5 separate regions of the Homo sapiens genome follow, and all the other regions are linked to region 3. The links are chromatin contacts, found by Hi-C or POLR2A ChIA-PET in ENCODE. All regions are on one chromosome and are shown on one strand. The core of a region is the stretch at or near the end of the contact, and the rest is flanking DNA. Distances in the headings are between cores, read along the strand shown. Region 1 overlaps MANSC1 (MANSC domain containing 1). Region 2 overlaps LOC107984486 (a long non-coding RNA gene). Region 3 overlaps ETV6 (ETS variant transcription factor 6). Region 4 overlaps DUSP16 (dual specificity phosphatase 16). Region 5 overlaps DUSP16 (dual specificity phosphatase 16).

Region 1 (4,675 bases), core at 121-2,620, 570 kb after region 3:
AATGTCCTGGCATTTCTCAGTCCACTCACTCCTGCTCTCTTTTCCTTTTTCTTCCTCAATTCACCTCCATGCCAGTTTCCAAACTGGTCCTCAGTCTCCTCTTTCCTACAGACGGATCCAGAGGCAGCTACGGATTCATGCCATCTCGTGACTACTCTCTAAGCCTTACCCCTCTGAGAGGTTCTTTGCACTGTCACTCTGTCACTTATTCGTCCATCTAGGACAGGGCTCAGCAAACTACGGCCTGATGGACAAATCTGGCCTGCCATCTGTCTTTGTATGACTTGCAAGCTAAGAATGGTTTTTACGTTTTTTAAAATTTTTATTTGTTTTGAGACAGAGTCTCACTCTGTCGCCCAGGCTGGAGTGCAGTGGTATGATCTCGACTCACTGCAACCTCTGCCTTCCAGATTCAGGCGATTCTCCTACCTCTGCCTCCTGAGTAGCTGGGATTACAGGCGCGTGCCACCACACCTGGGTGATTGTTCTATTTTTAGTAGAGGTGAGGTTTCACCATGTTGGCCAAGCTGGTTTCAAACTCCTGACCTCAGGTGATCCACCCCCTTCGGTCTCCCAAAGTGCTGGGATTATAGAGGTGAGCCACCATGCCTGGCCAGTTTTTATATTTCTTTTAATGGCTGAAAAATAATCAAAAGAAAATTGTGTGACACAGGAAAGGTATACAAAATTCAAATTTCTGTATTTCAAAACCTAAAGTACTGGTGTGAAAAGCCTAAAATACTATTTGGCCCTTGGCAGAAAAAGTTGGTGGACATCTGCTCTAGGATATAGTATTCTACTCTAAAGTAGAATTTGGGTCAAATGAAATATATTTGAAAATATATATATATATATTTTTGAGACAGGGTCTTGCTCTGTCACCCAGGCTGGAGTGCAGTGGCACAAACACAGCTCACTGCAGCCTCAACCTCCTGGGTTCAAGCAATCCTCCCACCTCAGCCTCTTGAGCAGCTGGGGCCACAATGCCATGCCACCATGCCCAGCTAATTTTTGTATTTTTTGTAGAGACAGAATTTTGCCATGTTGCCCAGGCTGGTCTTGAACTCCTGGAATCAAGCAATCCGCCCACCTCAGCCTCCCAAAGTGCTGGAATTACAGGTGTGAGCCATCATACTTGGCCTATAATTCATTTTAAAGTTAAAAAAGAAAAAGACTGTTTAAGTAAACACTCTGTGATGTGTGTGAAATCAGAACTTAAATATGGCCATTGACAAGAATGGCCAAAACAGCTGTTTTCTTTCTCAAGCATGCAAGCTCATAAATAAAGCAAAGCTAGGGCCAGTCCCACTTCTTGATAAGATTCCTCTGTTGGCAGAGGTCCTAGAACCACAAAGGGATCCTCCACACCTGCTCCATTCGCCTCACCCACTCATGTTTGCCATTGGGGCATGGTGCTTCCTCTCAGTCACGCAGAGATGAGCCACAAAGGGAGCTGCAAAGCAGCTCAGCGCCCTTAACTCCTCTTTGGAGTTTTATTTTCAAACGACTTCACTGAGTTGAAAAATGAGAGACTGACTATTACTGGGACCCCAGCTGAGCAAACAGACTCCCAATTTATTCTATGTCTGAATTCTCCTATTCTTCCAGTCCTTGGTAAAAATGACATGCCATGAAGCTGCCAACAACAACAATAAAAGATTAAATACCAAACTGCAATGGCTTTAGAGAATGAACAGAATCCACTGTCATCTTTCAAACTCTTGGTCCGTAAATATTAGTCAATGGGATATAGGAAATAGAGGCTGGGCACGGTGGCTCATGCCTGTAATCCCAGCACTTTGAGAGGCCGAGGCAGGATGATTGCTTGAGGCCAGGAGTTTGAGACCAGCCTGGGCAACATACTGAGACCCCCCCATTGCTACAAAACATTTTAAAAAATTAGCCTGGCATGGTGGTGCATTATCTGTAGTCCCAAATACTTGGGAGGCTGAATGGAGAGGACTGCTTGAGCTCAGGAGGTGGAGGCTGCAGTGAGCCATGATCGCGCCGCTGCAGTGAGCCATGATCGCGCCACTGCACTGCAGCCTGGGCAACAGAGTGAGATGCTGCCTTAAAAAAAAAGAAAAAAAAAAAGAGAGAGAGAGACAGAAAAGAAAAAGAAATAGAGTTCTTCCAGAAACAAACCACCAAACAGATAATCTGTATTTAATTTCACTCCAGGCAGGAGGCAGATAATTCATTTTTAATGGGGTAATATGAATTCATCAACATGGACAGATTCATACACAGAATTACAAACACAACTTGCACACATCCTGTAGATATAAACAGTCCTTTGCATACTATGTCCGGGGTTGGTGCCACGTTGCCCCTAGGTGTCCATCAACCTGCTCAGGGGCCGGCAACGCCCCCTGGTGGCTGCCACAAGAACAGTTTAATTCTAATTTCACTTCATTACCTTCACACTCGCCCTAAAAAGATTTATGCACATGCCAAGTTCCCTTTTTTCCGTTCCCATTGGCAAGGAACTTCATCCCATACATGCTCTTTTATATGTGCATTACAAAAGTAACAACACTCCAGAAGTATTAGAAAACAAATTCAGCTGTAATTTCTATCATCGTATCCTAACAACAATTATTTACACAATACTCTGTGCTTCACGCTCCTGTTTGAGAGGATGTTTGACCCATCAGGCTTCCCTGGCACATGAACAAAACTCAGACACAGCCTCAGCTAGGGGGCAAAGCAGTGTCAACACGCAGGCACCCTGGGCAGTATCATTCCCCGAAGCCCCTCATACTTAATGCAGTCAAGAGAGAACCCTAGATTCCACTCCACCTAGATTCCATTCCACAACCCTAAAACTACTCAAGTTTCCCCCAGTGCAGCAAATGGTGTCACCATTCATCTGGATGCTCAAGGCAAAAACTAGGACTTGGCCTTGATGGTTCTTTTTTTCTGGTTCCCCAGACCCACACCACCAGCAAGTCCTGTCAACTCTACTTCGGAATAGCCCATATGTCCACTACTCTCTCCATCTCGCCCGCCACTCCCTGTTTCTTCACCCAGATCTCACCTGCGCCTCCTAACCAGTCTTTCCATTTCCACTTTGCTGCTGTGTCACTGTCCATTCCCAAGAGGGCGGCTACGGTGAGCTTTGAGAAATCACCTTTTTTTTTTCTTCTCCCCGAGACAGAGTCTTGCTCTGTCGTGCAGGCTAGAGTGCAGTGGCGCAATCTCAGCTCACTGCAACCTCTGCCTCCTGGGTTCAAGCAATTCTCCCGCCTCAGCCTCCTGAGTAGCTGGGATTACAGGCACGCACCAGCACACCCGGCTAATTTTTGTATTTTTAGTAGAGACGGGGTTTCACCATGTTGGCCAGGCTGGTCTCGAATTCCTGACGTTGTGATCTGCCCGCCTCAGCCTCCCAAAGTGCTGGGATTACATACATGAGTCAGGAGGTCAGGAATTTGAGACCAGCCTGGCCAACATGGCGAGACCATGTCTACTAAAAATACAAAAATTAGCCAGGCATGGTGATGCTTGCCTGTAGTCCCAGCTACTCAGGAGGCTGAGGCAGGAGAATCACTTGAACTTGGGAGGCAGAGGTGGCACTGAACCGACACTGCATCACTGAACTCCAGCCTGGGTGAAAAGAGTGAGACTCCATCTCAAAAAAAAAATAAAAATAAAACTCCCAACAGCTTCCCACCACACACCTAAAAACTCCCGGCCGGGCACGGAGGCTCATGCCTGTAATCCCAGCACTTTGAGAGGCCGAGGTGGGTGGATTACCCGACATCAGGAGTTCGAGACCAGCCTGGCCAATGTGGTGAAACCCTATCTCTACTAAAAATACAAAAATTAGCCACGTGTAGTGGCATATGCCCCTCCTAAGGCGGAGGTTGCAGTGAGCTGAGATCGCGCCACTGCACTCCACCCTGGGCAACAGAGTGAGACTCTGTCTCAAAAACAACAACAACAAACAAAAAAACTCCCTCCTATGACTTACAAGGTGTTATGTGATCTGGCCCTCCCCACCGTTTTGCATATCACTCTCTGCGTATTTCACAATGAGTCAACCAGCTGGGATTGGAGTGTTGGTTTTTCAAACACTCCAAAGCATTCTGCCTGAGGACCTTGGACTTGGAAGGTCTTCCCCTGATCTCCTCACATCTGGCTCCTCACTATTCAGATCTCAGTTTAGGGGTTACAACTTTACTTACTGATTGTCTATTATACCGTCCTGTCTCAATTCTGTGCATAGCACTTGTGACTATATTTTTCTTGATTATTTATTTATTATGGTTATTGTCTCTCTCCCCTAAAACATAAGTTCCAGAAGGGAGAACCTTGTTTTCCTATTTTTTTTTTAGAGATAGTATCTCACTTTGTCACCCAGGCTAGAGTGTAGTGGCATGAACACAGCTCACTGCAGCTTTGACCTCCTGGTCTCAAGGAATTCTCCTGCCTTGGCCTCCCAAGTAGCTGGGACTACAAGCTCATGCCACCATGCCCGGCTAATTTTTTTAATTTTTTGTGGATATGAGGTCTCATCATGTTGCCCAGGCTGGTCTCTAACTTCTGGGCTCAAGTGATCCTCCCACCTCCCAGAGTGCTGGAATTATAGGCATGAGCTACCACATGGCCAGAACCTTGTTTTTCATGTTTAGTGTTGTTTCCTTAGGGCATAGAAAGTACTTGGCACATA
Region 2 (4,397 bases), core at 618-3,117, 820 kb after region 3:
CAGCGGTGCTTTCATTTTAGATCCAATTGATGATTAATGGACGGCAGAGTATGTCTTAAGAAAGACAGGTGAAAAATATCAGGTTGCAAAGCAAAGCACGTAAATATACCAAAGCCAGAATTTTTTTTATTTTTGTAAGGGGTAAAAGGCCATGAGTACTATTTTAGGAGTACCAAAAGTTCAAACACTGTAGTTGGAAATGGATAAAACCTCAATACCTTTGAATCTGACACTGAAATTTAGTATTTCTATCTTTTAAGTTCTTTTATCTCAAGGTATATAAAAGTGCTCCAAATAAATATGTCCAAATCTTGGGATTTTCTTTTTTTTTGACATGGAGTTTCACTCTTGTTGCCCAGGCTGGAGTGCAATGGCGTGATCTCGGCTCACCACAACTTCTGCCCCCTGAGTTCAAGCAATTCTCCTGCCTCAGGCTCCCAAGTAGCTGGGATTACAGGCATGCACCACCACGCCCGGCTAATTTTGTATTTGTAGTAGAGACAGGGTTTCTCCATGTTGGTCAGGCTGGTCTCGAACTCCCGACCTCAGGTGATCTGTCTGCCTTGGCCTCCCAAAGTGCTGGGATTACAGGCATGAGCCACCACGTCTGGTGAGCATTAAAAATTTTGTTATAAATTTCAGCATTAAAAAATGTGTTAATGGTTGATCCTAATTTTCTAGTGGGTAGGAGGTTAGCTTTAGTACCTGATTGAAAGAAAACAGCTTGAAAAACAGGAGAGGCTAGCACTAAATTGTTTTATGACTTTGGGCAGGAGACTCAAGAGAAGGAAAATAGAGAGCCCAACAGGTATTGAGCATCTATTATTGCCAAGCACTGTGTTTGCATATATTATTTCCCTGAGTTTTTACAACATTTCCTGTGGGTCGCCATTGTTACACTTTAAAGATGAGGAAATCAAGGCTCTGAGATGTTAACAGACTCTCCCACAATCGCACAGCTAAAGGGTAACAGCACTGGGATTAGAGTCCAGTACTGCCTAACTCCAAAGCCCATGCATATGCTTTCCACCACCCTCAGCTGCTCTTGCCTTGTTTCCTCATCTACAAAACAAGGGAGTTCAGTCAGATAATCTCTGATGCCCCTCAAGTTCTACCTGCATGGCCTTTGTGGTTGGGAGGAGAAAGGGGAATCAGGGCAGGGTCTCCGGCACTGTGCTGAGTGGTCTTCTTCTGAGTGGGAAAGCAATGAAACCACGTGTCTTACTGGTGCTGTACTGACTCCCTGTCCTGTGAAAGAAGGCTGCTGCTGCTGGCAACACTGCAAATGACGATGGGACTCCCAGGCCCACAGCCCTCAAAAGGAAGTGAGTCTTCTCATTCTCCTTTGCAGGGCCACTTTTTATAAATTTACATTTCCAAAACCAAATCCATCAACATTTACTGTTGAGAATTTTATTGTGCCCAACACTGAGTTAAATGGTATTGCAAGGCTCTATATACAATAGCAAGGAAGTATAAGATGTGGTCTGTATTCTCAGGAACTTACAACTAGCTGGGAGAACACAACACACAAAGCAATTTTTGAAGGACACTGTATAATGCAGGACTGAATTGTGTAGTCCAGATGATATGTACTACAGGAGTGCAGAGAAATGGGCGTTCAGTGGGGGCTACAGCACCCGTGAGAACTGGAGCAGAGACAACGTTATTCACCTTGCATTCTTGACTAGTCTTTCTTGGCCTTTTCTGTAATTGTGAAACCCTGGTATGACTCTTTGACATAGTTCAAACATTCTCTGCTTTGCAGGCTGCAGTGATGTCCTTCATATCACGTCATCTTAGTGCCACTTCATCTTTATTGGCATGTGTGGGAGGAACAAAACCCCAGTGGTATGCAAACACCGTCATGGGGACTTGCTTCAAGCCATGGGAAGTTTCACGCAAAGCCAGTTTCTCAGTAGGGCAAATGTTGTGTAAAAGTACAAGAAGTTTGAGAAACTAGTTAAAGGCAAAGCCTGTCACAGCAAGAATGAGATTTGAATGGGGACACTTTCCTGTCTGTGTCAGGGATGGTCTGATGGTCTACTCCCAGCCCCTCACCTTCGGAGCCCCTGTGCTTAAGTACTTCGCTGACAACATGGCCCAGAGGCGAAAGGACCTTGTCCAATGCAGCAGGAACTTCTTATTCCCAAACCCTCTGCCCACCCTCATAGGCCAGTCTTTTGATAAGAGGCTGTAGACCTGAAAAATTATTCTAGAATGTTGGATCTAATAGATTTAATAGTCACTATATATTTACTGCATGTTCTGAAACAAGGCTGGATTGAGGACTGTTTTCATTTGAGCTGAAGACACAAAATGAATATACAGGAAACAGCAGCTAAGTGTACCTGACAGATTAATGGCATCAAGTGCTAAGCCAAGGGTAATTGGTTCAGAAAAATGAGACACTGATAAGTACAGAAGTAATGAGGGAAAGTGTCACCAAGCCAACGTTTAGGAGAGACCTTAAAAAATGGAAAGAATCTGGATTGGCAGGAAAGAGAAATTATGACATTCTAGAAATGATATAGTACCTACTATTTCATGTGATGAATTATAAATTATAATAGGAAACCATTATCAAAGGCAAGAAAAGTGAAAGATATATTCATGGAAAACCAAAGCAGTCAGCCTGTCTGGAGGAAGGGTGGCATAAGAATGTACATAGCAAAAATTAATGGGAAGTTAAGATCATCTGAATAAGATGAATTCATCAACATACTTAGGCTGGGCACGGTGGCTCATGCCTATAATCCCAGCACTTTGGGAGGCTGAAGTGGGTGGATCGCTTGAGCCCAAAAATTCAAGACTAGCCTGAGAAACACAGTGAGACCCTTTCTCTACAAAAATACAAAACAATTTAGCGGGGTGTGAAGGTGTGCGCCTATAGTCCCAGGGAGTATAGTACTTGGGAGGCTGAGGTGGAAGGACAGCTTGATCCTGGGAGGTCGAGGCTGCAAGTGAGCTATGATCACTGCACACCAGTGTCGGTGACAGAGTGAGACACTGTCTCACACAAACAAACTTACCAAACATATATCAAGTGCTGATTACACTAGGTCTCTTGCTGCATAATTATAATAGTTTACACCTATTAAAGCTTACAATGTGCCTTGCACTGTGTTAAAGTGCTTTACATATATTATCTCATTTAATTGTCACGACAGACCTATGAGGTATATGTTACCTCATAGGTAATGTATCCATTTTACAGATGAAACTGATGAAACCCAGAGAGGCTAAGGAACTTGCTTCAGGTCACATAGTTACTGAGTGGGAAAGCCTAGTATTGAACCAAGTAAGTCAGCCCAAACACGGGTTCCGAGCACAATGCTAAACTGTCTCCACAGATATTACTACAATCTCATAAACTTCCCTATGACATAGGTATTATCACCCCAGTTTTGCAAATGGGGATTCAAGGTTTCGAGAGTCAGTGAATTGCCCAAGGTCATTCTGCTGAGTACGGGGCTAGGATTTGAAAGCAGATCCACTAACTCCAAGTCCATTAAACTTCCCATTACAATATAGCCACCTGGCAGAAATATTGTCTAGTATGAGATCAGATTAGAGGAAATTTTGACAGCAAAGAAGAGCAAGAAGTCTATATGAATAGGGAAGAACTTCAGGGTTTTGAATAGACATGATTTGATTAATGAAGGTAGTCTAGGTCTGGCCTCAGTCTTTCACAGGTAATTGAATCAGGGAAAGGGTAGACATGAACAGTAGATGATATTAGAGGAAGTAAGGACCTAGAAATGGGCATAGGAGAGAGGGAATGACAGAAACAAGATCAATATTTGAAGGAAAACCTGATTGTTCTAGGGGCTGAACAGCTGAGAGTGATGAAAGAGGAGATCAAATCAAAGAGGAATTTGCTTCTCTATATCTAAATAACTTCATGGACTATTGACAGGGACTGACAGTTTATATGAGCAGCTGATTTGTGGCAAAAAAAAAAAAAAAAAAAGAAGAAGGTTGTTTTTGGACATGTTGCAATCTGCTTGGCAGAACAATGACCTGCACATTCCAGAGGAAATGGCCAGTAGGCAGTCAGGGAAATGGGATTGGAGCTCAGGTAGAGAGCAGAAGCTGTCAATAGTATCTGACAAATAAGCTCTGCAAGGACCACTGAAGGGGCAGACAAGTCACATCCCAAGAAAAATAGGGTTTTTTTTTAATAATCAGAATGCGCCAGGAGTCAGCAGAGAACCAAAATGCACTATAATGAAAGAGATCAGGCCCAAGGGCAAGCCACAGGTCAAGATAAGTGGTTAGGGACAATGCAGAGATAAAAATTAAAGGGATGCAGCAGCAAATCTGATCTCATCAGTATCAAGGATAAATGACCACAGAATAATTTCCTGTCCTGTTTCTGGTATTTTGGGGTATTC
Region 3 (4,911 bases), core at 1,754-4,253:
TCTGATTATCAGAAAGCATTGGTTGAGCTGAGTATATACAAATACAGCAGTTTCCATGCTCAAATAACTGATATTTTCTCCCATTTTGCTTCATGTGTGAGTTACACCACATTAGTAATTCAAACTTTTGGGGTTTCTGGCAGGATGACCTTGACAACTTCATCAGAGGTAAACGTTAGCAGCGACGTTTAGATGTTGCTGCTTTTGCTGTTGCCATGGGTGGATTCTGATTCTCAGTTGCCTGTACCATGTGTGAGTGTTTTGTGGTTCATTTTTCTGATCTCTTCTGAAGGAGGGGTAGAGCAGGACTTGAGAGATTTAAACTGGCCCTGGCTCTGGCCACATGCTGACTGTAAATTCCCAAGTATAATTAGTCACACTGCCCCAATATTTACTGCCTCCATCTTGGGTGTGTGGACAAAACCCCATTCTTTCAACATTGGTCTCCATTTCTGCTTCCAGCAGATCATGGATACCAGTAGCTCTCAAATGGGGCTGTAAGATTCCAGTAATAGAAATGCAGATGATGGGTACGGATAATGGATAAAGAACTGTAGATGTGGGGTGGATGACGATTGGATACCTAGAAGGGAAAGTTGACTGCACAGGGCTACGCAGTGAATACCCTATTTTACCAGGTCAGCTGAGGCTAAATTCTCTACTTCTGGGGTGGGGGTACTAACTGAAATGGTTCACTGAGGAGGGTGAAGGTTTGTAAGGGAAGATGTAACAATACTTTTTTAAAAGCACCTAGGACAAGTTTTAGGGTGTTGAATAGCACCATTTAAAAATTATAGGGGTATCCAGCAATTTATGGAGCTCTGATTGAGAAGTATCATTGTTAGGATTTTATTACCCATTTGTTTTCCAGAAGTAGCTCATCTTTGCAAATGAGCTTTAGTTTTTTGGTCATTGTACCCTACCTGCCAGCTCACAGGAGCCTGTGTTTCTCCTTAGGAGCCACTCTGAGGTCAACCGTGTTTAAGATCATAAAGCCACTCTAGAGAATCTCTGTGGCATTGTTGTGTGGAAGAAGAAATAATGATCACTACTATTATTATATATATGTGTGTGTGTGTGTGTGTGTGTGTGTGTGTATATAAAAGTATATGTGTGTGTGTGTATATATGTATATATGTGTGTATATGTATATGCTTCATATATATTATCCTGAATAATAACAAACTCTGCACAGTAGATATTATACCTGAGGCTCAGGTAAACCACTTGCCCGAGGTCACCCAGAGAAAGTGGAGGAGCCCCAATTTGAATCCGTATCTAATTCCAAAACCCAGACTTTTATTTTCCACTTCACCCTATTACTCTTTAAAAGTCTGAGGAGCAAATGAAAGTTGTTTCATTCTATCTATTGGTTAGAAGGAGAATATCCAAGCTAACAGGCTGATTTTTTTTTCCAATTTTTAAGCATAATATAAATTACTGACAAGAGGGCCCAGATGGATAAAATCAGAGCTATAAACCAAATTATCTTTTGAACTTGAAGGAAGATAAATTTCCATATCCAATCCTGTATGCACACTGTTATCTGCCAGATAGTCTCAGGTATGTGTGTAAATTCTGGAGTGTTAGAAACAAAACTAAATGAAGTAAAAAGAGGTTCCTTGTCTATTATTTTCCATCTTTTTTAAAGAGATGATCTACCTCACAGATGGTTATTAAACAGTAAGAAAGATGCTGTGATTGAATGAAGATTGTGTTACTGAGTTTACACCTTAAAACACTGAACTTCCTGATAATTTGTGTTAAGCCAACACGCTTCAGAAAAATTGCCTGACGTTTGGTGCCTTAGTTTACCCACATGGCATGTGTGCCAGAACACGCTACAACAGGGTAAGAGGGCAGAGAACATGCTCTTGTAGGGGTCAGTTCCTTGAGCTCTGGTTCTACGTGGCTGATTACTTGGGTCATCCCAGCAGTTCATTCCATCTCTCAGGACTGTGGTTTCCACATCTGCAAAGTGAAATGGCCTGAGTATATGATTCCTAAGTTCTCCCCAACTCAATCGTCGCATTGTTCTCTTATTCCAGAAGAGAAACACAAGGGGTATCAGCAGTGGAACATTATCTGTAAATGCCAGATTTCATGATCATTCACTTGATTTTTAGGACTCAACATCAAATTTTAGTGCAGATGGTGGTACTTTCATGACACAGGAAATTGTCCTTCGTTTTACCTGTGATTGTTTTGGGAGGAAGCCCTCCTGCAAGGAAATAGGGAAATCCAACACCCAGCTCTGTTGAGCATTTCCCTATGGTTCCTGTGATTGAAATCGGGTTAATGCTTTTGTGGGATGAGAACTGGTGCCAGCTCCTAGGCCTTGCAGGGCTTCTAAAGACTGTCCCTGCCACTCTTGCCTTATGCTGGTTCCCAGGACCTTACAGCCAGATCACAGGCCTGCTCCCCTGTTCTCATAGCCCCCTTTCTGGCCTGAGAATTGTCTGTGGCTTGGCCCTTTGCCCCATGCAACATGCACAGGTGTGGCTTCTGCTAACTATCTACTTGACCCCAACTGTGTGATTAGCGGCAATCCCCTCTGCAACTCAAGGCGTGTTTGCCTTTCCTGTAACCTGTAAAAAATTTCAGTCTGCGTTTTTCTCCCTCTGGAGATGGTATCCACTGGGTTTTAGGCTTTACAGAGCCAGCTGATCTGCGTGGATGGGCCACACTATCCTCCCTTAGCCGGCTCCGTAGCACATGCACAATTAATACTGCATTAATTAATTATGGGAGAAAAAAAGCACAGTTGGCAAGGGAATGAAGGCTTTCAGCTTCTAAAGTGAAGGCTTTGATGCTGAGCTTGAAAGTACATTTCCATCCGCCTCAGCCAGCAGAGAGAATCTGTGACACTTATACCATCCCCTGGGCATGAAAACTCACACCCAAGGAAAGTATTTCTAAATAGAGGCCCTCAACTAGTTGCTGGAATCATCTACTCATTGCCATGGGCTGTGAAAAGGGGGTGTAAGATTAGGGAGAAAAGACTCGCCCAAAGCAGCAGTGATTCGTGACCAAAGCTGATGAGGGGTTTTATTTTTTCTCCTTAAGTAGCTCTTAAGTCACCAACATCAGGAACTCTTTGTAGAGAAACAAATATGAGTAAGTGATTTGGTGCCAGCCCTCTTGAGGACATAAAATGACTCTTTCTCCTTCCTCCTCCTCCTCGCATGCCTTGCTTCAGGAAGGAACCCTAAGGTGGTGCAGGTTCCCAAACCTGTTATTCGGATGGGTTGGAAGGTTCATCTCTGTTAGGCATGGTTTCCCACTAGATATGAACAAAGTCGGGGAGAAAATGCTTTCCTTTTTCATTCTGATTCCTTCACGCCATTGTTCTTGAACTCCTCAGCTCCCACACTGACTCCTTTCACTTCTCCTATGAGGTGGTAGTGAAGCCACCTCACAAAGTCCCCTCTCTGAACAGACGCAGTTCTCGTTCCCCTATTTACAACTCTGTCAAGCATTTTTCGTGGGGGCTCTTGCTGACCTTAAAATTTGGCCGTGATTCAAATATTCATCCAGGTATCTGGGGTTTTATTAAAGGTCTTTTAGGAACACAAAAGTAGGAATTCCCTGAGAGAGGTTTTCTTCACTTGAGACTCATGGGTTATAAATGAAACTACTGGAATGCCCTGACCAAGTGCTGAGAGGAGCTTCAGAGACCCACAAAAACCTAAAAAGATGTGAAATTTGTCTCTGATCAAATAGATTTTGGACCTTATGAAAGAAAATAAGCTTTTCTTTTGATTCTTAGAGAAAAATTTTTGCTTCAGATGAATCCAAGTGTGTGTGCACGCACGTGCTTTCGTTGGGATCGTCTTATAGCTGTTATTCCAGATACCTGCTTCACAAAGCTTCTGTGATTATTCCTACTACTGTGACGATTCCTGCCACCCCAGTGATCGGGGAAAAGAACTTGAAATACAACTGGGTATTGTAGCATTGGCACTGTGCAGACGCTGTGTAGCTCTCTCATGTCTGGTACTTCTTTGTTTGCTAAAGGAGTATTGAGATTCAGAAAGTGGCTGCCTTCTAAACCTTTATTGTTCAGATAGCATTACTTTGGACCCAGGACAGAGGGCTTATAGTTGACTGTGAACGGGGTGAATGTTATACTTAAGCAGGGAATGTGGTCACCCAGTTGCAATGATTTAGAGTGCTTTGAACATAAATATCTCCCACGATGAATGACCAGGGTGCCTGAAATTCCATTGTTGAGACATTCCTTTTGGATCAGGCATTATTTCCACATAGCTCCACTTTTAAAAGTAAATCATTATGGCAGGAGATAGTTATGGAGAGAGATAATTAATACCTCAAGTCCCTAATATCTTAATGAAAATTAGCTTATCAGATCTCCTGAATTTTTTGAAGTGGAAGGACCGTGGCCAGCACGGAGTGGGTAGAGTTGGAAATAAGCACTATAATTTGCTTAGGGCTGGCCTTCTCTGTGGATAAGACAGATGGAAAACTAGATGGAAAATCCAGGCCTCCTGATTTAGACAAAACATTGTGAGCCTGGAGCTCTGAGGCCAGGATGAGCAGTCTGCTACTTACTGTGCGTGGCCATTGCTCTCAAGACATTGCCATCATCAGTCTTGGCCAAAGAAGGTCAGGTCTCCTCTAGTACACTGGCGATTTGAGAATGTGCAAGTCATCTGCATTTCTTTGACAGGAGTAGTGAATTTGGGAGTATAAATCTGAATCCTTAAGCCTTTCAACCATTCTCACTAAATGTCTTTACTTCAGGGATGATCACGTTTGATCGTAATGCCAAGATCTTGCAGATGTATAAAGGGCATGGTAATCCAAGTCTTGAGTTGAAGTAAGTGGTCAGGAAAATCTTGACCCTTGGGGAAGGAGCTACCAGAGCTGGGTGGCCTATGTGTGTGTGAC
Region 4 (4,383 bases), core at 1,071-3,570, 740 kb after region 3:
CACGCCCAGCTAATTTTTGTATTTTTGTAGAGACAGGGTCCTTCCTATGTTGCCCAGGCTGGTCTCAAACTCCTAGGCACAAGTGATCTACCCACCTTGGCCTCCCACAGTGCTGGGTTTACAGGCATGAGCCACTGCGCCCTGCCAGTTCTGGTGTTTCTCTAAAGAACTGTCTTCATATATTTTTCAATTCTGGCTCTAAAACAGTTCCTGGAATGGTTGTCATTTAAATTCAACAAAACAGCTTGGGCAACATGGATAAACCCAATCTCTGTTAAAAAAAAAAAAAAAAAAAAAGAAAGAAAGAAAAAATTAGCCAGGCATGGTGGAGTATTCCTGTAGTTCCAGCTACTTGAGAGGCTGAGGTGGGAGGACTGTTTGAGCCCAGGAGGTTGATGATGCAGTGAGCTGTGATCGCACCACTGCACTCCAGCCTGGGTGACAAAGTGAGACCCTGTCTCAAAAAAATACATACATACATCCAACAAAACAATATTCCAATAAATGTTCTCAAAGAGAAAACAGAGAATCCAAGGAAACACCACTTGAATTTCATTTGAACCTTATAAATGATTATTTTTATAAATAATGTATGTAATCCTAGAATGTACTGAACACTTACTGCGTGACAAACATTGCTCTAAGCACTCTATAGGTATTTACACACTCTTACAGCTGCCCTATGAGATAGGTGTTACTACTAATCCCATTTATAGATAAGGCTCAGAATCACATAATATAGGCTCAGAATCACGTAATATAATAACCGGAAGAGCCAGGTTATAAGTCTACTTTTCTAAATCCTATGGAATTACTTTCAACTCTCCCTTGGATGCAGGGACAGCCTTGCTGATGATATTCATGGGGTCCTGGCCTCCCCAGCTGTGACCAGGCTAAAAAGGCCATGGTCCTCTCCCAAACTGATGGAAGAGCCTTGTTTCCCCAAAGCTATATCGCTCAAAGGCTTCAATGAGGGAGAAGGAAGAAGATCCGACAAGAACAGAGAAAGGAGAATCTCTTTAAAGGCAATTTCACATGACACCAATAACAAAGTTTACAGATGAACTGGTTGAAATGTAAATATGGTCACTGGTTTGTTCATGACCACCATTTACAAGTTGGTAGTAGACCTTGGCTGTCAGGTCACCCCCCACAGAACAACTTTCAGAGGAGATGCAATTCTGCAATAATCATAAACTGAGCCATCAGCCAGGCTGTTCGAGGTCCAGTTCTATCGTTAATTGGTACAGTGATCCTAGATCACTTTGATTTCAGTGGACCTCAAAAGTAAGTGTGGCTCTAGAAAGTTCTAAGACAGAGAACAGAAAGGAGAGAAAGAAACCATTGTTCAGCTTCAAAACAAAAGAGCCAAACAAAACAACACTACACTGTAAAACACATTATAAAACAAAAAGAAGCCTCTTTTTCACAAATCTTTCTCAACTGATATCTAGAACAAACTCAAACAAATATTTAAAAATATTTAACAGATTTAGCTGCAATCAGAACATTCATTTAGTGCTCAGTTTGGCTTGAAATGTCCCAGACTGGCTCCCAGTCACTTCCAGAAAACCCTACCTCAGCCAGAGCACATTTTCACTGATCTTTATCTATGACAATGTTCCACTCTGCTGACATCCTCCTTCATTGACAGTTTTTTCCATTCACTGACCTTTCATTCACTGCTGCACTCTAGTGACTCCAGTTTCGTTTCATTAATTAACAACAGATGAGACACTGCCTGATTTCCCTTGGACCTCTAAAAACTAACTGTGGCCTCACCAGCAACTCAGTTTTGAAACATGCTTAAAATGTCCCTCTTCCTTTCGTAAGTTCTCTTACAAACAAGATCCACTTCAGAAGAAAAGTTCATTTATGCAAACGTTCTGCTCCAAATGGCTAACGGAGACAAAGAATCAAGCGTCCTCTTATCTGCCCTTATCATAACTTTGTTGTCCCAGGGACTCCAAGCTAGATTCCATTACAAGACATAACATCAGTCCGTTATCCGCTATTTACTGTGAAAAGCAGTACCGAAAAACTGATAAGCTTCTTGAAAAAATTTGCGCCTATTTTTTAAAGTTGTCTGAAGACTTGGCTCACTGTCCAATCTTGCCAAGTTTCTCCTATTCCTAATTTTATGCTGTTTATCATCTGGGAATGCAGAAAACAAAGTCATAGTAACCCACATGTGTTTCCCTAACATGGACCTGAACCTAAGAATGACTGTGCCCCCTACTCTGGAAGTATCTGTGCTAAGAGGAAGGAAGACAAATACACAGCTATTTCCAGCCTGCTGAGAAACAGGGATGGGCAGTCCCTGCAGGCAGAGAAGCGTCTTGGCCTCTACAGCTGTGGATGCACAGGCAGCCAGACCGCAATGCTAAAACCCATGTTTCTGTTAGTCTTCCATAAATCCAACCAAAAGAATGCATGTTTACAAATAAAAACATAGATACTACTTCCGACACAGAAAACATCTGGTACAGCTTCTAAGGCATTCCTCATTTAGATAACACCTTCTCCTAATTCAGCCATGAAAACGTCTTCCCTTAAGATCACCTCCTTCACAATTCCAATTATAAATATGATTTTCTGTAAAAGCAAACGTGAACCACCATTCCATTTTGGGGGGGAAAAATCTGCCAAGTAAAATAAAATACATATAACAACTCTACTAAACAATTCCAATTAGTCACTCTTTTCTCTTCCCTCTCACCCATGCAATCAGTTATATATCACAGTATTTTCTTTAAATGAAAGTATATTTACATAATAAACAAAAGTAGCACTTTACTGTGGCTTACTGATATTCTTAAAATGTTTTTAAGGCCAAAGTTCTAAAAATAGATCCCTCTCCTTTTAGCAGTTCCATGACTTTAAAGATGGTTTCCTGCAGGGAGAGACAGAGGGCCTTTCCACTCATGCCTTCATTTAAATAGGGAGCAAGTCACTAGGGATTTATCAACTGGCAGAGCCGCCTTCAAGGAAGGCAGAATCAAAGAGAACTGCCCTCCCACCCTATATTGTGAATGGATTCCATGGTTATACAAAGAAATAATATTGATATAAAGCTCTACTTTATGGAAGACATTTTCCTAAAAAGTCATATGCAAATTTAACTTTTGTATTTTAAATCATCTGCATATAGTTCATATGGTTTCACAGTTTTTGAACTATGCGGTTAAATTCTTGTTGTTGTTGTTTTTTGGAGATGGAGTTTCACTCTTGTTGCCCAGGCTGGAGTGCAATGGTGCGATCTCCGCTCACCGCAACCTCCACCTCCCGGGTTCAAGCAATTCTCCTGCCTCAGCCTCCCGAGTAGCTGGGATCACAGGCATGCGCCATCATGCCCGGCTAATTTTGTATTGTTAGTAAACACGGGGTTTCTCCATGTTGGTCAGGCTGGTCTCGAACTCCCAACCTCAGGTGATCAGCCCGCCTTGGCCTCCCAAAGCGCTGGGATTACAGGCGTGAGCCACCGTGCCCAGCCATTAAATTCTTTTGTAGTTCTCAAGTAGTTTAATTCTTTTGTAAAACAAAACTCCCTTTTTGTAACATAAACACAATCCTTTCATTTGCTTATTTTAGAATATATGTGAAAAACTAGAGTACACCTTCACCTGTAGAGGACAGTTCTCTCTTCTCTCCATACTGGAAAGAAAATCTGTTGCTTTACCATCACACAAAGGAGACAACTCTAACATTAAAAATGGAAAATACTGAAAATGTTTATTTTGCAGTAAAGTACTTTAATTGCTCTTAAGAGTAATTCTGTTATGCCTCAGTCTGACATGTCTGATTTAGGCAACTTTATTCTCTAGACACTCAAAAACAGACTAAAGTATGGTCACAATTCTTTCGGGATCAGCAGACAGTAAACATGGAGAGTTGAAACTAGTTGAAGAAAAGAAAAGAAAAAAAAAAGCAACATAATTTCATACCCCTAAAGAAAGCAAACAAAATATGTAACTAATGTTTCAATGTAGATACTTTGGTCTGGATAAGCCAAGCCACACAGGTTTGGTAAATTACTCCTAGGAAGGTAGAGAGCATAGCATTTTTTCCACAGCATTAGCAGCATTCCACCTTTTCCCATATAGCCAACTCTCCAATTGAGCCATACTAAAGAGAAAAATCCCAAATGATCTAAAGCATTAATTTAAAGCTCTTATTCCATCCACCCCCATCTACTGGAGCACAGACCAAGAGGAGAGTGGATAGATACGCATTTCTCTTTCAGGAAGGCTGACAAGTAGCCTACATCTCACAAAACTTATCCCATAAATGACACCTCCAAAAGAGCTTGCCCTATATTAAACAACCCTATCACGTGACACAGTTGGGAAATGGGAAATTCTATCTAATTTTGGTATTAGGACA
Region 5 (4,312 bases), core at 897-3,396, 720 kb after region 3:
ATCCCAGGTTCAAGAGATTCTCCTGCCTCAGCCTCCCAAGTAGCTGGGATTACAGGTGCCCGCCACCATGCCCGACTAATTTTTATATTTTTAGTAGAGACGTGTTGGCCAGGCTATCGCAAACTCCAGCAACCTCAGGTGATCCCCCCATCTCGGCCTCCCAAAGTGCTGGGATTACAGGCGTAAGCCACCATGCCCAGCCAATTGTTATTTTTTAAAGAGACAAAAACAATGATTTGCTGAATGTTTTTTAGAAGTACAATGGGAGGGTGTGTGTTAACTTGTGGGGGTTTGTTTGTGATTTTTTTTTTTTTTTTTGAGATAGAGTTTCACTCTGTTACCCAGGCTGGAGTGCAGTGGCGCGATCTTGGCTCACTGCAACCTCCGCCTCCTGGATTCAAGCAATTCTCCTGCCTCAGCTTCCCAAGTAGCTGGGACTACAGGCATGTGCCACTACGCCCAGCTAATTTTTGTATTTTTAGTAGAGGTGGGGTTTCACTATATGTTGGCCAGGCTGGTCTCGAACTCCTGACCTCAGGTGATCTGCCAGCCTCGGCCTCCCAAAGTGCTGGGATTACAGGCGTGAGCTACCTGGCCATTTGTTTGTGATTACTTTAATATGAACTAAGTCATTTATCTTCAGATGTTTCACAGAATGAATCCTAATTGAAGATGAAACCCTCAGCAACCTGGAAATCTTGAAAAAAAGGCAAGTGTTTTGGAATTACTTAAAGTTCCAAAAGCATTAAATAGAATATTCCCCTCACAGGTGAAAATTATAATATGGGGCTTAATATACATAATTCCACTTTTTGTTTTTGAGACAGGGTCTGGCTCTACTGCCCAGGCTGGAGTTCAGTGGCACAATCTCAGCTCACTGCAACCTCCGCCTCCTGGCTCAAGCAATCCTCCCACCTCAGCCTCCCGAGTAGGCGGGACCACAGGTGCACTGGTAGAGACAAGGTTTTGCTATGTTGCCCAAGCTGGTCTCGAACTCCTGGGTTCAAGTGATTGCTTGCCTCGGCTTGTTAAAGTGCTGGGATTAAGGCATAAGCCCCTGTGCCTGGCCAATTCCACTTTTTTTTTTTTTTTTTTTTTTTTGGAGACAGAGTCTCACTCTGCTGCCTAGGCTGGAGTGCAATGGTGCAATCTTGGCTCACTGCAAGCTCTGCCTCCCGGGTTCATGCCATTCTCCTGCCTCAGCCTCCCGAGCAGCTGGGACTACAGGTTCCTGTCACCTCGCCCAGCTAATTTTTTGTATTTTTAGTAGAGATGGGTTTTCACTGTGTTAGCCAGGATGGTCTCAATCTCCTGACCTCATGATCCACCCGCCTAGGCCTCCCAAAGTGCTGGGATTACAGGCGTGACCCACCGCGCCTGGCCAATTCCACTTTTTTGAAAGAACTAGTTCTTTTATTTTTAATTATGGTAATGGTAACCAATTCAGAGTAATTATGGATTAGGGTGCTCCAACTTATGTAACTGGGGGAAAAAAAATTCCTTACATGGAACATCAAGAGTCACTGTGGTATGTTGCTCAGGAGCTAGCAGTGTTTCTCCTCTGCTCAGCCACTGTCCACTAAAGCCACATTCCAAATACACATCACCAAGTTACCACCCAGCAGATCTGATCCTGTGGCACCAAAATGCCTCAGCAGTAAGTACCCAGGGGCCAGAGAAGCTCCAGAATTGAACAAGCCCAGGAAGCACAACAAAGTATGGCACAGATGAGATCCCGTCAAGACCATTGCCAGGAAAATAACCAAATGAGAGTGTGTGTGTGTGTGTGTGTGTGTGTGTGTGTGTGTGAAAATTCTGTTAGATCAAACACTACCTGAAATTATTGGCATGTGGACCCCGGCTCAGAAACACTGACATAAAGACTTAAATGTAATGGGATTTGTTTTCAAAAGATTTGACTTTTCTCTGTAAAAAACACAGCAACAAGGCAACAGGGAATATTACCAAAGTTTCCCAAAGGCTTGTATAGGATTTGAAAAAGTTGGGGGAAGAATTTAACCCTAAAAGCTTAACTGATTTTCAAACACCTGCAAATACATAATTACAGATCCTGTGAAGCTTAACCTTGGTGGTGTTAAATGTTAGCTAGAATGTCACAAGGCCAGTCCTTAGGGACAGTGTGACACACACGTCACCTTGACCACCAGATGAGTAAGCTGCACCACGTGCTGTTTTCAGACTTTTGAAATCTCTGAAATAGGCTCCTTTTCTCTAAAGAAAAAATGGGGGGCTGAGGGGGTTCACCTACACATGAGACGATCACCCACAGGACCTGCAATATTATTTGAGCTACTTACCAATGAAATCTACTGATTTGTCCAACCACGGCAAAATTTTCTCACAAAAGCTGTCATTCACAGGCACACGCAGGAAATGAGACTCGGGGATAAAGTCAGGCTTTGGACAGGTATTGCTGGCATTTAACACATAACCAATCCCATTCTGCTGCATCAGCTCCTATGGAGAGAAAGAGTAGCAGTTAAAGTGACTAATAATATAGTAAACATGATCATTCTGAAAGAGTGAAGTTTAATGTGATGATAAAAATGCCCAGTTTCCTTGAAATATAATTCATTCAGATCAGTGAAGTCCAAAAACCTAGCAAAATGACATCTAGAGACAAGTTTAAAGAAAAAAAAAAATTTAAGGACAACAAACGCTATTTAAAATAGTATGCTTGAAGCCCACACATCATTCATATAGTCAAGTCTCTATTATCTTCATTACTAGAGAGAGAAGTGGAACAAAGAATACAAAAGAAAACAACAGTTTATATGATTTTAGAATATATGGACACACAACATTTTCTTCCCACACGGAACACGCTGGTTCTCTAAGATACAATTCTAGTCATTCTTCTCACTCTAAATACTCTCTTTGAAGGCTGCACTTACTTCTGTAGTCTTAATTACCAGTTCTACATGCTGATGGCGTGTGTGTGTGTGTCCTCTTAAATTTCCAACCCGTATCTCCAACTACCTACTGACTATCAGGATGTTCCACAGGCCCTTCACATTCAAAATGTCAGAAACTAAACATATTCTCTTTTTCCCTTTTCTGCCCCCAACTCCTGCCTCCTCTCTGTAATCCCCAAATTGGTTTAGGGTAATAACATCGACCCAGCCAACTAAGCTCGAGAATAAAATGGGGCTCCTTTCTCTTCCCCATGACCCTCATCCAAATGGCTGCCAAATCCTTTTGGAATAACCTCTTCCATTGATCCTCTCTCCTCTCTATACCCATTCACTGCTCAGTAGCCAAGATAACCAAAAAAGCCACCAGGAGCTCTTGAAGTTTGCAGTGGTTTTCTCTCCAAACCATGTTCTGAACAACTAGAGGAATCTTTGTTATGATTAACCCCAAGCTGGGTGCTTTATCCACATTCTTTTCATTTCCTTGAGTCTCATTTCCTGCTCCTGTCCCATATAGCACCCCCAACGTCAAATGTATACCCACCCTCTGTTCACACGATTCCTGTGCTTAGAAGGCCCTGTCCTTCTTCCAGAAGACACTCTTCCCACTTTTCCTACTTTAACCTCATCTGTGAACTCTTTCCCACTCATGCATAATTAACCATTCAGTTCTCTGTCCTTCCAAAGTACTTTGTTCACACCATTAATTAAGCACCTACCATAGTGTGTTACCATTAACAGATAATTCTCATCTCCCCTGTTATGTAATGAAGTAATGAGTAAGATCTTGGACCGCGTCTTGTTTTTGCACCTTCAGCCCAGCTATAGAATTGCACTCAAAACAATCTGTTCAACTGACATCCATCCACCATTTAGCAGGCAAGCCCACACAAACCCGCTTCATTTAGTCATCCCCCTGCTGCCTCTCAGGAGACGTTCCAAGCCTGGAATAATTATCTTAGTCTAAGCAATCTTGGTCATTTCTTCCTTCTCTTGGAATACTACCTTTTCTACAAATCTTTTCCAACTACCTGAAAGAAAATGGGCAATTTTCTTCCTATATTACCCTTCTGAAACATGCCAGTTCCCTAATCTCTTCATTTACTACATTTGGCACAATAAATATACTTTATTTTACATAAAAGGTGAACAGCAGCCGGGCGCAGTGACTCATGCCTGTAATCCCAGCACTTTGGGATGGCCGAGGCAGGAGGATCACCTGAGGTCGGGAGTTTGAAACCAGCCTGACCAACATGGAGAAACCCCAACTCTACTAAAACTACAAAATTATCCAGGTGTGGTGGCACATGTCTGTAATCCCAGCTACTCGGGAAAGTTGAGGCAGAAGAATCGCTTGAACTCAGGAGGCAGAGGTTGTG

Evidence for each region. Hi-C counts contacts between places; a loop is a spot of excess contacts on that map. ChIA-PET counts read pairs that join two places held with the same protein, here RNA polymerase II (POLR2A). Pooled maps may share reads with other maps.
Region 1: a loop to region 3 is called in a pooled map, with 2.2 times the contacts of the local background. The contact joins two enhancer-like sites. A Hi-C loop is called at or near these places in 1 of 50 pooled maps. POLR2A ChIA-PET finds 5 or more read pairs at or near these places in 2 of 52 experiments (AG04450 and activated B cell).
Region 2: a loop to region 3 is called in a map with no recorded cell type, with 17 times the contacts of the local background. The contact joins two enhancer-like sites. A Hi-C loop is called at or near these places in 7 of 37 single-sample maps with no recorded cell type and 3 of 50 pooled maps.
Region 4: a pooled map shows a loop between it and region 3 (4-fold over the local background). The contact joins two enhancer-like sites. A Hi-C loop is called at or near these places in 1 of 37 single-sample maps with no recorded cell type and 3 of 50 pooled maps. POLR2A ChIA-PET finds 5 or more read pairs at or near these places in 1 of 52 experiments (activated T-cell).
Region 5: a loop to region 3 is called in a map with no recorded cell type, with 4 times the contacts of the local background. The contact joins two enhancer-like sites. A Hi-C loop is called at or near these places in 1 of 37 single-sample maps with no recorded cell type and 2 of 50 pooled maps. POLR2A ChIA-PET finds 5 or more read pairs at or near these places in 2 of 52 experiments (GM10248 and activated CD4-positive, alpha-beta T cell).

Annotation. Positions count from the first base shown.
Region 1 is chr12:12,332,206-12,336,880 of GRCh38, forward strand. All of the region lies in intron 3 of MANSC1 (MANSC domain containing 1), which reads right to left. Among named protein-coding and RNA genes, the nearest start is that of MANSC1, 16 kb to the right of the region's middle. Within about 2 kb of position 1,371, at least 11 of the 41 ENCODE cell types and tissues checked have a DNase peak (open chromatin) inside an H3K27ac peak, as active enhancers do.
Region 2 is chr12:12,581,285-12,585,681 of GRCh38, forward strand. All of the region lies in intron 1 of LOC107984486 (a long non-coding RNA gene), which reads right to left. Among named protein-coding and RNA genes, the nearest start is that of DUSP16, 21 kb to the left of the region's middle. RefSeq lists enhancers at 2,159-2,218, 3,773-4,274. Within about 2 kb of position 1,868, at least 8 of the 41 ENCODE cell types and tissues checked have a DNase peak (open chromatin) inside an H3K27ac peak, as active enhancers do.
Region 3 is chr12:11,759,813-11,764,723 of GRCh38, forward strand. All of the region lies in intron 2 of ETV6 (ETS variant transcription factor 6), which reads left to right. Among named protein-coding and RNA genes, the nearest start is that of ETV6, 110 kb to the left of the region's middle. RefSeq lists enhancers at 2,295-2,464, 2,475-2,594, 3,095-3,144, 3,475-3,684. Within about 2 kb of position 3,004, at least 10 of the 41 ENCODE cell types and tissues checked have a DNase peak (open chromatin) inside an H3K27ac peak, as active enhancers do.
Region 4 is chr12:12,504,416-12,508,798 of GRCh38, forward strand. All of the region lies in intron 3 of DUSP16 (dual specificity phosphatase 16), which reads right to left. Among named protein-coding and RNA genes, the nearest start is that of DUSP16, 56 kb to the right of the region's middle. Within about 2 kb of position 2,321, at least 13 of the 41 ENCODE cell types and tissues checked have a DNase peak (open chromatin) inside an H3K27ac peak, as active enhancers do.
Region 5 is chr12:12,484,710-12,489,021 of GRCh38, forward strand. It overlaps DUSP16 (dual specificity phosphatase 16), which reads right to left. Exons shown (of 7, transcript NM_030640.3): 5 at 2,319-2,478. Among named protein-coding and RNA genes, the nearest start is that of DUSP16, 76 kb to the right of the region's middle. Within about 2 kb of position 2,147, at least 3 of the 41 ENCODE cell types and tissues checked have a DNase peak (open chromatin) inside an H3K27ac peak, as active enhancers do.